Regions from separate parts of the Homo sapiens genome. Here regions 1, 3 and 4 are each linked to region 2. Evidence: chromatin loops called from intact Hi-C (ENCODE). Cell type or tissue: mammary epithelial cell. All regions are shown on one strand. Region 1 has its middle 37 kb from the start of RUNX1. Region 2 overlaps LOC124905015 (a long non-coding RNA gene). Region 3 overlaps LOC100506403 (a long non-coding RNA gene). Region 4 overlaps RUNX1 (RUNX family transcription factor 1).

The links. A loop is a pair of places that touch in the nucleus more often than their neighbours do. Peaks named below come from ENCODE experiments on the same cell type or tissue, not always from the same donor. Only the 100,000 strongest peaks of a DNase experiment are listed, where the experiment ranks them.
Region 1: a loop joins it to region 2, with 2.4 times the contacts of the local background. A loop is called at or near these places in 2 of 110 quality-filtered maps.
Region 3: a loop joins it to region 2, with 4 times the contacts of the local background. A loop is called at or near these places in 4 of 110 quality-filtered maps.
Region 4: it touches region 2 in a loop (12-fold over the local background); 3 of 110 quality-filtered maps call a loop at or near these places.

The regions. Positions count from the first base shown.
Region 1 is chr21:35,084,229-35,088,228 of GRCh38, reverse strand. No RefSeq gene overlaps it. Among named protein-coding and RNA genes, the nearest start is that of RUNX1, 37 kb to the right of the region's middle. In mammary epithelial cell, no CTCF peak of the experiment used is centred here; DNase peaks (open chromatin) are centred at 1,648 and 3,128; H3K27ac peaks cover 2,889 bases.
Region 2 is chr21:35,216,221-35,220,220 of GRCh38, reverse strand. The region is part of intron 1 of LOC124905015 (a long non-coding RNA gene); the gene reads left to right. Among named protein-coding and RNA genes, the nearest start is that of RUNX1, 170 kb to the right of the region's middle. RefSeq lists an enhancer at 1,920-3,119. In mammary epithelial cell, no CTCF peak of the experiment used is centred here; a DNase peak (open chromatin) is centred at 2,450; H3K27ac peaks cover 2,922 bases.
Region 3 is chr21:35,372,998-35,376,997 of GRCh38, reverse strand. All of the region lies in intron 2 of LOC100506403 (a long non-coding RNA gene), which reads left to right. Among named protein-coding and RNA genes, the nearest start is that of RUNX1, 330 kb to the right of the region's middle. In mammary epithelial cell, no CTCF peak of the experiment used is centred here; a DNase peak (open chromatin) is centred at 1,677; H3K27ac peaks cover 1,608 bases.
Region 4 is chr21:34,805,627-34,809,626 of GRCh38, reverse strand. All of the region lies in intron 7 of RUNX1 (RUNX family transcription factor 1), which reads left to right. Among named protein-coding and RNA genes, the nearest start is that of RUNX1-AS1, 29 kb to the left of the region's middle. RefSeq lists a cis regulatory region at 938 and enhancers at 890-958, 772-1,271, 786-1,296, 1,575-1,644, 1,158-2,357. In mammary epithelial cell, a CTCF peak has its summit at 1,875; DNase peaks (open chromatin) are centred at 916, 1,346 and 1,936; H3K27ac peaks cover 3,656 bases.

The DNA of each region.
Region 1 (4,000 bases), 130 kb after region 2:
AATTTAACCTTTCACATGTAGATCTACAACCCATCTACATTTAATTTTTGTGTATGGAGTGAGCTAGGGTTGAAATTCATTTTTTTTCAATGTGGCTGTCCTTATGAATATTTAAAAATCATTCTTTTCCCACTGGATGTTTTTGTTTCTCTTTTTTTCTCTTATCTTTTTTTTCTTTCTTGCCATTGATCTATTTTCCCAAAAGCAGTTATACTAACTTACCCAGTACCTTTGTACTGATATCACAGCTTCAAATCTGGTCATTTAAATCCTCCGACTTTGTTCTTGGAGATAAACAAGGCTCTTATTGATCCTCTGCATTTCTGCCTACATTTTTAAATATCAGCTACTCAATTTCCACACACAAAAATACAAACTTGTAGTGATTCTCATTTAGACTTCATTGAATCAAAAGTTCAATTTAGGGAAAGTTACTATTTTTGTAATATTCTAATTCATGGAAATTATTTATTTATTTTCTTGTGTTTATTTTTCTTTTTTATGTTCTTTTTACTTTCCCACAAAAGCATTTCATAGTTTGTTGCATAGAAGTCTTTCCTCTCTGCCTCAGCTTGAAAATTTTTTACTGGCCTACATTCTAAACAACAAATCTGCTCTCCAGCTGTGTGATCCCCTAGTAATCACATATGTGACACGGTTAAATCAGATATTGTAATTTTCATTTTTTTTCTTCTTTCTTGGTTTTGTTTGTTGATATGCCTGGTACTGTTTATTAAATCCTAAACACTATGAAAAATCATGTAAAATTTCTGAATTATTTTATGTAATTTCAAAAAGGATTTTCTTTGTCTTCTTGAGGCAGATCCCTTAATCCAATCAGAAATTGAGCTGGTTTCAAATTGGATTTTAGTCTTACAAGGCTTTATCTAATTTCTGGCTTGCCCTTATTCCTGAAATATAGTACAATCAGCCCTTAGTAACCACGGAGAATTGGTTCTAGGGCCCCAAGCAAATACCAAAATCCACAGATGCTCAGGTCCCTTTTGTAAAATGGTATAGTGTTTTCATATAACCCACACATATCCTCTTATATATATAATCATCTCTAGATTACTTATAAATTCTAATGCAATGTAAATGCTATGTAGTTAGTTGTTATAGCCTATTGTTTAGGAAATAATGACAAGAAAAAAAGGTCAGTACATATGCAATACAAACAACCACCTTTTTTTCTCCCCTGAGTATTTTCAGTCCTAAATTGGTTTAATCCATAGACGCAGAACCCACCATTAGGGAGGTCTGACTGTACTTCACGGGTTTCAGCTGGGTTAATAACTAGGCTCTTCTCCTTTGGCAGGCTTTGAACCACATTTTTTTCACTGCAGTATCATGAGATATCCAAGAATTCTGCATCAAGTTTTTGGCCTCTTAGCAACTGATTTCTACTCAGTTTATCTACCTTTCAGCAGGAACAATTTAATAATCAACCAAAAACTTTACGAGAAAAGCAGCTCAGGGTGTTGGTCTCATTTCTCTCTGCTTCCCTTTCCTTTGGAATTTTGGCCCCTCAAGTCCTGGTTGCCTTAGCAGGGCTGAACATCAATTTTTGTCTCCCTGGGGCCACGAGACTCACAAAAGCTCTGCTCAGAGTCTCTTCCTCTTTGCCACTGAGTTATTCCTGACTCACTTGCTCAGCCTCTTTGCCCAGGATATGGACAGGAAAAAGCCTTAGGGGAAAATCAGCATAGAATGGCAGGTTTCTCTTTCCCTCAATGAGCAGGCTTTCTCTTTAAGATACTGAACCCTCAAATCTAGTCCATTTTAGTGAGTCTTTACTCAGATTGTGTGTGTGTGTGTGTGTGTGTGTGTGTGTGTATGTGTGCATACTCTACTCAGCTTTTCGTTTTGTTATTGATAGCAGGTTTTGTCCACCTCTGGCTGGTCCTTCAGAGCTGTTAGCTGAAGCAGTGTCTGATAGATTGAAAAAGCAAAAAATAAAGGACTCATAATAACCTTTCTAGTAAATATCCTTTTTTGCCCCTTTAACATAGCCTGAAAGAAGGAATGTGAAAAAAAATCTCAGAATTATCAAATTTCCCCATAGAATTTCATGCCACTGATAATATTTCAGGCACAAAATGTTTTCTGTTTTTAAAGTTTTTCCATATATTGGACTATAAATTCTTAAATTATCATATATATGGTAGTCCTTAGTGCTGGTTTCCAGATATTCTGGTTCTTCCTTCTTCTGGCACTTCCACCTTCTAGAGGATTCCCCATCCTGGCTCCTCTGTGGTGGGATACAACTTGCTCTGGCCAATGCATTGTGAGTATAAGTAAAGTGCCTGTATTAGCAGTTATCTCATTGCTATAAAGAAATACCTGAGACTTGGTAATTGATAAAGAAAAGAGGTTTAATTGGCTCATGGTTCTGCAAGCTGTACAGGAAGCATAACAGCTTCTGCTTCTGGGGAGGCCTCAGGAAACTTACAATCTTGGTGAAAGGCAGAGGGGCAGCAGGTGTGTCTTACAGCCAGAGCAGGAGAAAGATAGAGGGGGGAGGTACTACACACTTTTAAACAACCCAGAGCTCATGAGAACTCACTCGCAACAATAGTACTGGTACTAAACCACTCATGAGAAACCACCCCCATGACCCAATCACCTCCCACCCAGCCCCCACCTCTAGCATTGGGGATTACATTTCAACATGAGATTTGGGTGGGGACACAAATCCAAACTATATCAGCCCCCCATTGAGACCCCCAGAGTTATTTTCTTCTGCCACTGTGACCATTACTGGTCTAAACTGTCCTGCATTTTAGGGTGAAAATGAGAACAACATGGAACAGAATTCCTTCCTAAGCCTCAGGAGATAAATAGCATGGGCAATAAATTAACCTTGTTTTAAATCATTGAAATCATGAGGTTGCTTGTTACTGCATCATAACACAGCTTATCCTGATTCATACATTAAAGATTGCAAGAAATATATAGAATCCCATTTTATTGATAAAATTAAACAAGGCTCAGATTCTTGCTCAGAAAAGCTCCTTGCGAACATGAACATGTCTTATTTATTTTTATTGGCCCTTCATCTAATATAGCTTAGCTAAACTATGCAATACAGAAGATGACTGAGGAATTTCTGAGACGACTGGATGAATGACCAAATAAATTCCTTTGTGTGAGTCAGTATACATAAGAAGACAGGAAGGCAGGATATTATGATCTCACAAGATAAATCTGGATTCAAATCGTGGTTCTAACTTTATCTATGTGACCCTGAGCAAGTATCTGAATTTCTCTAAGTCTCAGCTTCCCAAACTGTAAAATGAGAAAAATAATATCTGCCTCTAAGGGTTGTTAGGAGAATTGAAAGAGATAACTTTGTGATGACATTAGCCTACATTCTGGCACATACTAATACTAAAAAATGGCAGGCATTATCATTATCCCTCAAAAATTAGCGGGAAGAAAGAAAAGTATAGGAATCAATGTAGGTGGGGGATGTCAATATTTAATAAGTCACTGGTAACTTTTCTCTAGATTTATATCAAAGTCAAAGAAAAGGAATCTGGAGAACAAAACAAAGCTAGTTTCCAGAAAAATTAATGAAAGGCAAAAATAACTGAATCCATTAATCCATTCAAGAAACTATGAAATTAAAATATGAGGTGTGAATATGTACATATGTGTATTTTATATATATATATATATACACACACACACACACATATATATATAGGAGATGTATTTGAAATTTGAGACATGAGATGGATGAATAAGCAGGTAAACAGACAGATACATACTAGTTAGATATTAAGTGTAAGGGTTATATTAAAATATATTGGCAAAGCTCTCTTGAATAGAATCACTTTAGTGCAAATGAGAAGAGTTTCTAAGAAGAGAATGATTGTTACTTGGACATGGAGTCATTAAAAGGAAAAGACTAACAGCCTGGAAAAATGTACGTCATTTATGCATGCCGATGATGACACGAAACTTCCGAAGTTTCATTTTAAGAAATCCAGACTAT
Region 2 (4,000 bases):
CCCAGTGTGTGTTGTTCCCCTCCCTGTGTCCATGTCTTCTCATTGTTCAACTCCCACTTAATGAGTGAGAACATGCAGTGTTTGGTTTTCTGTTCCTGTGTTAGTTTGCTGAGGATGATGGCTTCCAGCTTAATCCATGCCCCTGCAAAGGGCATGATTTCATTCTTTTGTATGGCTTGATTGCACTGCATTTTAGCTCCTGCTGCCCCTGTGAAGGCATCAATTGCCTGCTGAACTGTGGCTCCTTTTAGGCTATATAGCTTTTCTCTCTGGCTACTTTTCAGATGGTCATGTTTATCTTTGGTGGTCAGCTGTTTTGAAAAATCTAGGGTAGATTTCTAGATTCATTGTGATTCATTGAAGTTCCCAAATCTGAGGATTCGTAGGTTTCATCAACTCAAGAGAATTCTCCACCATCACCTCTTCCGTATTTTTGCTTTCCCTATTCTCTTTATTGTGTCTTTCCAATGATCACTTTCCACAAGTCTGACTGAATGTGTGTTATACCTTTTCACTGTATGTACATTTTCAACCTTCCTTTTATTGTTTCCTCTTTTGTCACTCTGTACTGCATTCAGGATCATTTCATAAGGTTAGCTTGCATTTCATGATTTCCCTTCCAGTTGCGTCTAATCTGTCTTTAATATCTGCACTGAATTTCAAATTGTATATATTATAGATTTATTCCTAGAGGATAAATATATTGCTTTTTCAAATCTGACTCATCATTTTTACACTCTCTTTTTCCTTTCTCATGTTTTCAAGTCAACCCTTTCATCTTCTTTTTAAAAACCTATTAAATACATTTATTGTATATGTTTATCTAATAATTTCAGTATCTGTTATGCTCTGGTTTTGATCTGCTGGGTGTTGTTTCTGCAGACTCTCACTCGTGGTACTTTGTTCACTTATGTATTCTATGATTTTTCTTTAATTCATGAATTTTTGGCCTTTCTTTGAAACCTGAATTGAAGGAGCCTTACTCTTGAGAAGATTTGCATTTACTTCTGCCAGTTACCAGGAACCACCACCAATCTGGCACCAGAATGTGAAATCTTGGCTTGATGTTTTTCAGACCACAATGCATACTGTGAATTGGACTACAAACCTGTGTGAAGGAGGGTAACAAATTCTCAAAGAATACTTCTTTCCCCTTTTCCCAGAATCAAAACTGATACCTGTACTGGATACACTTTCTGGACATTTGTATTTGTGGGAAAATATATTTTGGTTCATCCTTTCCCTAAGGGTGCTGATCTTCGAAGACCCTAGTTTTATGTGAAGTCACCTAACCTGTCGGTTCACCAATAAAATAAATCCAAAGCTCTAGTTTACAACAGTAGCCAGACAGCTTTAGGCTGCTGCCAGATTTACCAGTCACCTATCTGGATTTGTGCTCCTGCTCAGCTTCTTTGTTTCTGACCATTTCCTTAAGCCGTGCTCTTAGAAAGCATTCAACATTTTATCCAGTATTTTTGTATACTTTGAAGGGGGATGGCTTTAGGATTCCTTTGGTACCATATTGCCAGAGAAGTCTAACCATCTTGCACAGAATTTCACAGTTGGCACTGTCAGATCTCCGATTTAAGTAAACTCATTGTATGTGAATCCAGTGGGTTAAAATGTAAGAATAAAGAAAAGAACTAGCATTGACAGAGTGTCTACAATGGGTCAGTCATTCGTAAATGGAACCCTCACCCAACCCTTAGAAGGAAATTATAAAAATATTATTCTGAGGATAAAAACCTCACAACCTGAGCCTCTAGTGGTTAAGAAACCTGCCCACAATAACACAGGGGTGAAGCTAGCATTCAAAACCCTATTTTGCTATTTTATACATTTAGTTCTTGATTGATGGCTCTTCCCTACCCACAGAAAAGTTTTTCTATGGTACATAGAAATTTGTCTAGCGTCTCCTTGAAAAGCAGAGGACTATGACAATTGATGCCAAGAGACCTTAGGCAAGTTCTAGAATTCTAGGCAATTTTTTGAAAATATTCTTACCAATATCTATCTATGTATCTATCCACTGATTATCTTTGAAAATAGAGAGTAGACCTTTTAAGTAACATGAGAGAAGAGACTATGTCCTTGCACATGTTTGTGGCGTTCACAAGTCCCTGAACAATGCTATAAAATGAAAGATATTCAACAAATACCTCTTGAATGACCAATTTGCCTTTATTCATTATTACAGAACCAAAGTGTGTCTGCAAATATCAGTGCTCTGGATAATTCAAAATGTGTTGAGGCAGAGTCTGTCATCCCTACAAAGACACATGTCTCTTAGATTAGGGCTGGGACATTCCAATCTACCCCATGCTGTTTTTGAACACATTTCTCTTCCCTGAGTCAGTTTGCATCAGCTACTTCAAGCCTTGTGACCTGTTTTAGCACCTCGCACCCTCCTCTGGTATGTCAGAGAGTTTGAGTCACAGGTTTCAGTGACTCTGAAAGAAGACCTCACATTCTTTCTCTCAGTTGCCATCATTGGCCCAGGTAAGTAGGTTACTGCCCTGGCATACCTCATCCCACCTGCACTTGTGCCTCAGGGCATTGTTTGCTCTGGACACTCTAGTGTGCAGGGCTATTATTGTGTAAGTCACTGCTATCTTGCAGACCCATAATGCTTACTGATGCATTACTGTATTTGCTATTAGAGGGCTCTGTGTTCATAGGTAGGCCATTTCAATGTGCTCACTTAAGAAGGACAATATTTTACTCCTCCTGAGTCGGTGGAGTCATCCTGTCTCATTCCAAGGATTACCTTACATTAGTGGCTTTGAGAAAGTCAAACTCTATGCCTGGCTAATTCATCTTTGGAAAGAAGTTACTGTTGAACAAGGGAACCCATGAGGGCTCTTGCTGTGCTTGTCTATGCTAAAGGGACAAGAAAGCAAATAACTCTTTCAATCTCACTTTAAATTGAAGCATAGGACTGGCTCTTTGAACTGGAAAATGTTTATTTAAGAATGCACAGCTCCTTGCAGCTTTGCATCAAAAGGCTCTGTGTCCAAGGAAGAAGGTGGAGACAGGTTAATAGCCTTGAGAAGAACAGCTTGTAACATTAGCCTCTTCTATCCGCCTTTCTTCCAGCAGTAAGTGCAAGAGCTTGGCTTAGAACTGCAGGCACTTACTTGAATACTAGGAAGCTTTCATTTGACTGCACATCCATGGTGTAAGGACATTGGTCTCTAAACATTTTGAATGCCAAGAAGCAGCTTTTCATGTAGCCTACACTAGCTCATTAGAGATTTTGCTTAAAAGAAAATGAATGCACTTTTATTTAATTTCCTTCTCTCAAAATTTGCTACTGGCCAGGCATGGTGGCTCACCCCTGTAATTCCAGCGCTTTGGGACGCCAAGGCAAGTGGATCACCTGAGGTCAGGAGTTCAAGACTAGCCTGGGAAAGATGGCGGAACTCCATCTCTACTAAAAAATATAAAAATTAGCAGGGCGTGGTGGTGCACGCCTGTAATCCTAGCTACTCGGGACGCTGAGGCAGGTAAATGGCTTGAACCTGGGAGGCGGAGGTTGCAGTGAGCCGAGATTTCACCATTGCACTCCAGCCTGGGTGACAAGAGCAAAAATCCATCTAAAAAAAAAAAAGTTTGCTACTAACTGTAGTGTCAAGTGCCAACAGATTTAGTACCTCAGAAAAGGAAACATTCTTCAAAAGGTGACTTCAGTAAAATGTTTCTTAATGAGAAAAAAAGTTAAACTTGTATCAATCGAAGCACAAAAGCAATTTAAATTAACTCAGATTATAGAAAATGAAATATTTTTCAAGTTGGTAGCTGAGACAATTAAAAATTATTTGGCTATATAACAATATTTAATGCATACTAGTGTTTTCAATTAAGTGACCAATACCTATGAATGAGCTGTAAATAGATTTATTACGATGAATAAAATCAGCTTTTTATTTTGGGAGAAAGGAAACTTCAAATGTTCCAACTTTCTGTGTGTGATATTAGAAGCCTAGCAGAAAAATGAGAC
Region 3 (4,000 bases), 160 kb before region 2:
ATAAATTGTGGTTTCTGAAATAACCCTCATTTTTTTGCTACCACTCTGAAGTTCAGTGTTAATTTTTTAGCATCAGCTGTCATCCTTCCCATCACAGTCACCACTGGTAGTTATAAAGCAATTTCAGTTCTATCCATTAGCCAAGAAAAGAGATACTTATTCATAAAATACTTGGAAATTGTCAGAAAAATACAGAAATGGGCAGCATTGAGAGTGGATCGGTACTGGAATCCGTGCTATGAGTAAAGAAATTTGAAGTTAGAAGCATGTGTTAGAGAAATCTGTGGAGGACAACGAAAAAAATTAAAAATAGAACTACCAGTGGAAGCAATCCCACTTCTGGGTATTTATCCAAAATCATCAAAATCAAGACCTCAGAGAGATATTTGCTCTCCCGTGTTCATTGCATCACTACTCACAATAGCCAAGGTATAGAGATAACCTAAATGTCCATTGCTGAAAGAGTGGAAGGAAGCCGGGCGTGGTGGCTCATGCCTGTAATTCCAGAACTTTGGGAGGTCGAGATGGGTGGATCACCTGAGGTCAGGAGTTTGAGACTAGCCTGGCCAACATGGTGAAACCTCATCTCTACTAAAAATACAAAGATTAGCTGGATGTGGTGGTGTGCACTTGTAGTTTCAGCTACTTAGGAGGCTGAGGCAGGAGAATTGCTTGAACCCAGTAGGCAGAGGTTTCAGTGAGCCGAGATCATACCACTACTCTCCAGCCTGGGTTGACAGAGTGAGGCTCTATCTCACAAAAAAAAAAAAAAAAATGGATAAAGAAAATATGGTATATTCATACAATAGAATATTATTCAGCCTGAACAAAAAAGGAAACCATGAAATATGCAGCAGAATGGATGAACCTGGATGACACTGTGTTTAGTGAAATAAGCCAGTTACAGAAAGACAAATGTAGCATGAGGCATCTAAAATAGTCAAACTCACAGGAGCGAGAGTAGAAAGGTGGTTGCCGGGGGTTGAGAGTGGGAGGAAATTGATGTGTTGCTATTCAAAGGGCATAAAGTTGCAGTTAGGCAAGACGAGCAAGTTCTATAGATCTGCGGTACAACGTTGTACCTATAGATAACAATACTGTGTTGTACACTTAGACATTTCTTAAGTGGGCAGATCTCATGTTAAGTGTTCTTACCATAATTTTTTTAAAAAGTGATATGGAGGACCCAAAATACATCAGGCACTGCTTGTCTGTAAGCCACTGGAGAATGCCGTTGGCCTGTTTTCTGTCTTTAGTCCCAGCAGTAACCCCTCTATCATAGACATCATTTACCATGAAAAATGTGAACCCTAGAGAGAGTAAGTACTTTGCCCCAACTTATGCAACTGGAAGCATTAGACTTCATATTAGAGCTAATGATGAGGTCATCCCTGGGTGTGAAGGGTAGTGAGATCCTCCATCCTTGGGGGATGGTTAACCATCTACATCTTCTGTCCCATCTTCCAAAGCCAGAAAGAATCCATGGCTTAGGGATTCTCTGGTCAAAGGCTGACTTCACTGAAAAAGAAGAAGATTCAGATCAGTCTGTGCTGGGTGAAGTGACTCCAGAAATATGACGCAACTTATGCATTATGGGGAGCACACACCAAGGGGCCAGGCATCCAGGAGTGCCAAGACACTGTCCAGGCAGAAGATGAGCTTTCCCTTACATGGCTAGGTATGAATCAGACTCCAGCAATCCAGGCAGCTGTAACAGGAAGGCAAGTCTTCCTCCAATTCTGAAATAATTAGTAGTCACCATTAGGAATGTTGAGGCCAGTTAGTGTGTTCCTGTCTTCTAGACTTATCTACAGGGATCAGAAACATAGCCCTGACTGAATGGACCTCTGTCAACAGTGTAAAAGTCCTCTCTCATTCCTTGTCTAAATAGGCCTAATTCTTAGAGATCCCATAGATATCATAAAACTTATCTTTTCTAATAGGCAAGAGGAATATCACAATGCTAATTGCCTCTTTAAAAAAAAAGAAGTTCTGATTTGAAACCTGATAAACCTCTCAAGTAATGATTGGGTCATGTTTACCTAATTCTTATGCATCGGTGAGTGTCTAAAAGAAATCATTATTAAACCTAGCTTGCTGACTGCTTTCACTAAGTGTTAAATAATAAATAATGCATTTCTACTTCAATTAATCTACTTAGACATCTCACAGGCCAAATGCCTTGGTGGAGATGTTCTAATCTACAGAATCAATCCCCGGCATGACTCTGCCTCTTGACATTTGGAGCTCCCTAACACAGAGCTCTTAATTCCATATACAAGGTAAATGGATAATTTAGATGACCGAGTTCTGCCATTGTGCTCAGACTGATAAATAAGAGAAGGCACTGTAATGACAACTTGCAAATCTACTCAAGGCAAAATTTGGAATGAATCTTCACTCCCATCCATATGAGGCAATTTTTTCTTAATTTCATATGCTTGTACATTTTTCACCTTAACATGAAGGTGTGCGTGTGTGTCTAAGACTTTTGTAGAAGTGCTACGCATATTGTTTCCTTACTATGGGGTTTATTAAATGATCCAAATTCTAGTCTTATTAGGACTGCTTAAAAAGTATTAGCAGAAAGTCTGAGTATTCAAGATAACAAAAAAGTGTTTATGTAATATTAACTGTTATTTTGATATTTCCTTCTGATTCTCGTCTATGTAAATAAATATCTTATACAGTTGAAACCATAGTATACATGTCATTTTCTAACACTTTTTGATAATCATTATGTTGAAAGTGTTTCCATGTGACAGGAGCTTTAATAATTATAAATGTTAATATTAAGAATAATACCATGACTCATCTAAAAATGTACAGTGATTTAACACTCTTATTAATTTTGGAAGTTTCATTTGCTTCTCTATTTTTGTTATTAATTTCATAAATAATACTGACGTGAACATCTTTGTGCATAGAGGTTTTCTTTTTTCCTTTCTTTTGAGGTCAATGGTCTAAAGACATATAGTACAATTGCCACATGTAAATATATAGATTCACTCGATGCTTCCCAGGATTAGACATGATCACTGTGCAAAATATGTGATAATACAATAAACAGAAAGTTACTGTTTTTTTAAATGCATACTTTTAATTAATAGTGAGATTGAGACTTTTCCATTTCTGTGTTCACTAATTCTATGTTATCTTCTGCTTCTGCATATCATTAGGCTATGTATCTGTTGGCATCACTGCTTTATCATTTTAGGAGATTTCATCAAAATTTTGCAGGATTTGTAACCACATATAAGAGGAGTGGAGGATTAAAGGCAATCAATCAAAAGTATGGGTAATTGGTGTGCATTTCATATGCTGCTAATCTCAAGGAGTTAAAAACACACATCCTTTTAAAAATAGGAGCTAGAAAGTCCCCTGGAGGCAACATCTTTCTTCATTTGTTCCATACTTTGCATAGCATACTTCCTGGAGGACCCCTTTGTAAATTGTTGTGCCGTTGACTCAGATACTTTTTTCCAAGTTATCTCTGCTCACCCAGAGTACCCACCCTCGCCAAATATCGCACTCATTGTCATGCTTGAGAATGTCATCCATCACTTCTTGGTGGAGTTTGTAGGCCCTTGTTTATGCTGTGTCTTGTTCTGCCTACACCTCTGTTGTGGCTCCCCTCACCTTGTAATGACTTATTTATGCTTCAGTTTGTGCAACGGGCTGCGAGCCACTGTGAGAGCACAGGGGGTGGGGGGCTGTGCATTTTCATCTCCATGTCCTCAGTATACAGAATGGTGCCAGGAAGGGACTGAGTGCTCCATAAGTGCATGGAGGTACTCAACTCAGGCTTTCAGGTGCTCAATAAATGATTGTGGGTGATAAATGAATGGAATTAAATTGAGGGATTAATTTTTATATCAGTATGCTATATTGATATGTAATCCATATATTAAAAGCACAATTTTTATATTAATAGTTAATATAATTATATAAATTATATAATTAAGTATAATATATAATTATACAATGCAATTTATAATTT
Region 4 (4,000 bases), 410 kb after region 2:
CTGCAGGTTGGAGATGACAGTCTCCCAACCCAGGCCTTCCAAGCATAGACTATCAAGCGTGCACAATCCTCTTGATATCAGGTGCCACCTCAATGGAGTGTTCTTCAGAAAATTCTGTTTCTTTAGCTGTGTGCAGTCCTGGGAGATGCTGTGCCTCTTCTGCTTGAAGCTTCCCAGCTCCCACTTGAGGTGTCAGTGATTTGTTTTACTGGAGTGAGTATCCTCATTCTCCACCAAGGGTCCAGTCTCAGGATGGAGGCTGCTTGAGATATCCCAGCCCTCAACACAATATTTCTGGCTCATGTTTTTCAAGGAACTAAGCGGGGCAAAGGTGCCAGAGGAGTAGAAGGGAGCAGAAAGTTGTCTTTACCCTCCTGGAGAAGAAGGACATGGAGGAGTGGAAGGAAATAAATAGGGTGGCCATAGAAGAATCTAAACATCCATGATGTGCTGGTGTTGCAGGAATGTACCCAACCTGTCTGTAGAGCTCCTTCAGGCCTGGAAAGTTGTATACGGGGGGCAGAGGTGCAGAAAGTGCACAGTGCAGAAGATCCTTATGGAAAAGATGTCTGCAACAAATGTTTATTTAACAAAGTACAGAGAAAGAATCTGTCTGCAAGGGAGGAGGCAGCAGAAACCAGAAGGTGCCTTCTGTTCCCTCTGAACTATGGTCCCTCCAGCTGTGTGCACTGAAGGCCACTCTCCCTCTGCCTCAGGGACACGATGCCAACTGAGAATGAGACATGTTCTAAAAACACCCATCTTTTCTGGAAGCTAGTGACCTATCCTTGAACCCTCCCTCCAAAAGCACTCTGCCTAAATACGTAGCCCTTTCCCAGACGTGTCTCAGACTCATCTGGCTGAGGGTAGCAGCCTCGTGGTGCAGGGTGAACTGTTTCCCCTGGGAACCGTCTGACAGTGCTAATGAGGAATTGCATTTTGCGTTTATAGAGCACCTTTCATCTGTGGATCTCAAAGCTGCCCCACAAACATTAATTAACTCTCACACCTGTGAGGCAAGTGAGCCTGGTTACCCCCATTTTTAGAGGTGAGGAAACAGAGGTTTGAAAAGAAAAGGACTCCAGGGTGAACCAGCAGGGTTGGGGGCGGCCTGATGTGAGGAACCAGCATTCTTGATTCACAGGGCCCTGACCACAAAGCCACAAAGCTTCCCCGGCGAGGTGATGAATACGGGTCCCGGAAGCAGGGAGTGGTGGAGAGGCGGACACAGGGCTCCCTTCTTCCTTCCCGCAGGCAGCCTGCCACCTCCCAGGCTGGCAGGTCGGCAGTGAGGATGGGATCCCTCAAAACCTGAGGCCTTTAAAACAGCATACCCAGGCAGGGTTCTGCCCCGGCTTGGTCTGTCTGCTTCTCTTCAAAGTAATTGCTGGAACAACGAATGCATCTGAGCTACACATGACTAACCAAGATGTCTGCAGCCGGCCAGAGACGAACGGTTGGCAAATCCTGGAGCTGTTTCACAACCTCCCTTTTTTCCAGGATCCAGAGCTGGTGCTGACTGACTCATGTTATCATGGGATTTCAATGATATAGCAACAGTGTGCTGAGCCGGTGTCTGCTACCTGGGGGTACCTGTAGTAGGAATAGGTGACTGCTCTTCTTACTTGTGCTGTGCCGGAGCTTTGCTCCCTGCTGCAGAGGCCAGAGGAAACACTGCTTCTCAAAGACAGTGGAACTTTCAGGGAAATGTCCCTTTCAGAGCAGAGTCACCCACCCCCAGGGACTCTGAAAGGCCCCTGACATCACACACCTCTGACAGATGTGATGCTGGGAAGCATCTGGGGTCACCCCCTTTGTCTGCAAGGGGAGCCTAGGCCTTTCTTCCCAGGGGTCCCAGACAGTGAGATGCAAACCACCACTGGGGCTCGCCCTAACACATCACCCTGGAAACTGACTCACATCTCTGAGTCCTGAGTCACATCCTGTTGTGTGTTCTGAGGTCTCCAAGAGGGCATTACACCAGCTCCCCATGACTGAGGTGAATCTGGAGGGAACCCTGGGAACGTCCCTACCTTCCTCCAGGATGAAGGAGGGAAAAAATTCCTCCAGGGAAATAACCAGGGCTGCCCCTAGGGTTTATATGTTCACCAAGCTGATTTGCCTTTTTCAAAAATAGATGGTAGAACCCTGTGGTCTATGTGACTTTTATTTTTAAATAGCTCTGAGAGATGACTGAAAGACCTGGCGTTTTAAAGATGTCAGCCACACAATCAAGGAAGGGGCTTTCTAACTATAACCTTCTCCAAGCCCAGGATGAAGGGTGCCACCGCTCAAGGGGTGCTGTTGGAAACCCAGCTTCTGAGGGTGGGTGTTTAAAAGACCCTAGAGTGGACAGTCAGAGGAGGGCCGGGAGGGGTCTCTATCCATCTTCTCCCAGCGCCTGTGGGGAGCACGAGGACAAAGAGGGATGTTTTGAACTTTTCAAAGAACAAGATATTTTGTTCTATTGATTTTGTCTATTATTTTCCTGTACTTAATTTCACTGGTTCCTAGTCTAATTTTTATTATTTCTTCTCTTCTGCTTGCTTGAGGTCTGTATTGCTATTTTCTCCAGTCTCCTGAGGTGGAAGCTTCAGTGACTGATTCTGGATCTTTCTTTTCTAATATATGTATTCAATGCTATAAATTTCCCTCTAAGTACTGTTCTATCTGCATCCAAAAATTGTAATAAGTTGTATTTTCATTTAGTTCAAAACATTTTTTAATTTCTCTTGAGACTTTTTATTTGACTCATGTCTAATGTAGAAGTATGTTGTTTAATCTCCAAATATTTGGAGATTTTCCAGTTATCTATTATTGGCTTTTTAATTTAAATCCATGTGGTCTGAGAAAATACTTTGTATGCTTTCTATACTTTTAAGGATCTTAAAGTGTGTTTTGTGGCCCAGAATATGGCTTATCTTGGTGAATCTTCCATGTGAGCTGAAGAATGTGTATTCTGCTGTTGTTAGAGTATTCCATAAATGTTAATTAGATCAAGTTGACTGGTAGTGCCGTTTAGGTCAACTGTGTCTTAATTTTCTGCCTGCTTGATGTATCAATTACTGAAAGAGGGTTGTTGAAGTCTCCAATTGTAATAGCGTATTTACCTATTTCTCCGTGTAGTTCTATCAGTTTTTGCCTCATGTTTTTTGACACTCAGTTTTTAGGTGGACATATATTAAAGATGCTGTCTTCTTAGAGAATTCACCCACATTATCATCATGTAATTCCCTTCTTTATCCCTGAAAATTGTCCTTCCTCTGAAGTCAGCTTTGTATAAAATTAACATCGCTGCTCTGGCTTTCTTTCAATCAGTGTTAGCATGGTGTACCTTTTTCCATCCCTTTACTTGTAATCTGTATAAATATTTTTATTTAAAATAGGTCCCTTGTAGACAATATGTAGTTGGGTCTTGTCTTTAATCCACACTGCCAATCTCTGTCTTTAAATTGGTGCATTTAGAGTATTCATATTTAACCTAAGTATTAATATAACTGCAGTAGTATCAATCATATTTATAACTTTTATATTTGTTGCACCTGATTCTTCCCCCCACACCTCTTTTTCTACCTTTTATAGGTTTAACTGAACATTTTATATGATTCCATTTTATCTCCTCTGTTAGCATATTAATCATTCTTTTTAAAAATGTTTTTAGTTACTGCCCTAAAGTTTGAAAAGTACATGTATAACTAATCTACATCTAGCATCAAATAACTACCACTTCTTCCTTCCTGTTTATATCATTACTGCCTTTTATTTCATTTATCCACATGCTATAATCACTCAATACTTTGTTACTATTATTGTAAACAGTTATCTTTCAGATCAGTTAAGAAAAATAAAACTTAATTTTACCTTAATATAGTACTTTTCTAATGCTCTTCCTTTTTTATGCAGTTCTTTTTGACATTTCTCATAGGGCAGGTCAGCTGGCAATGAATTATTCCAGTTTTGTTTGTCAGAAAATATCCTTATTTCTTTGAATTTGAAGGAT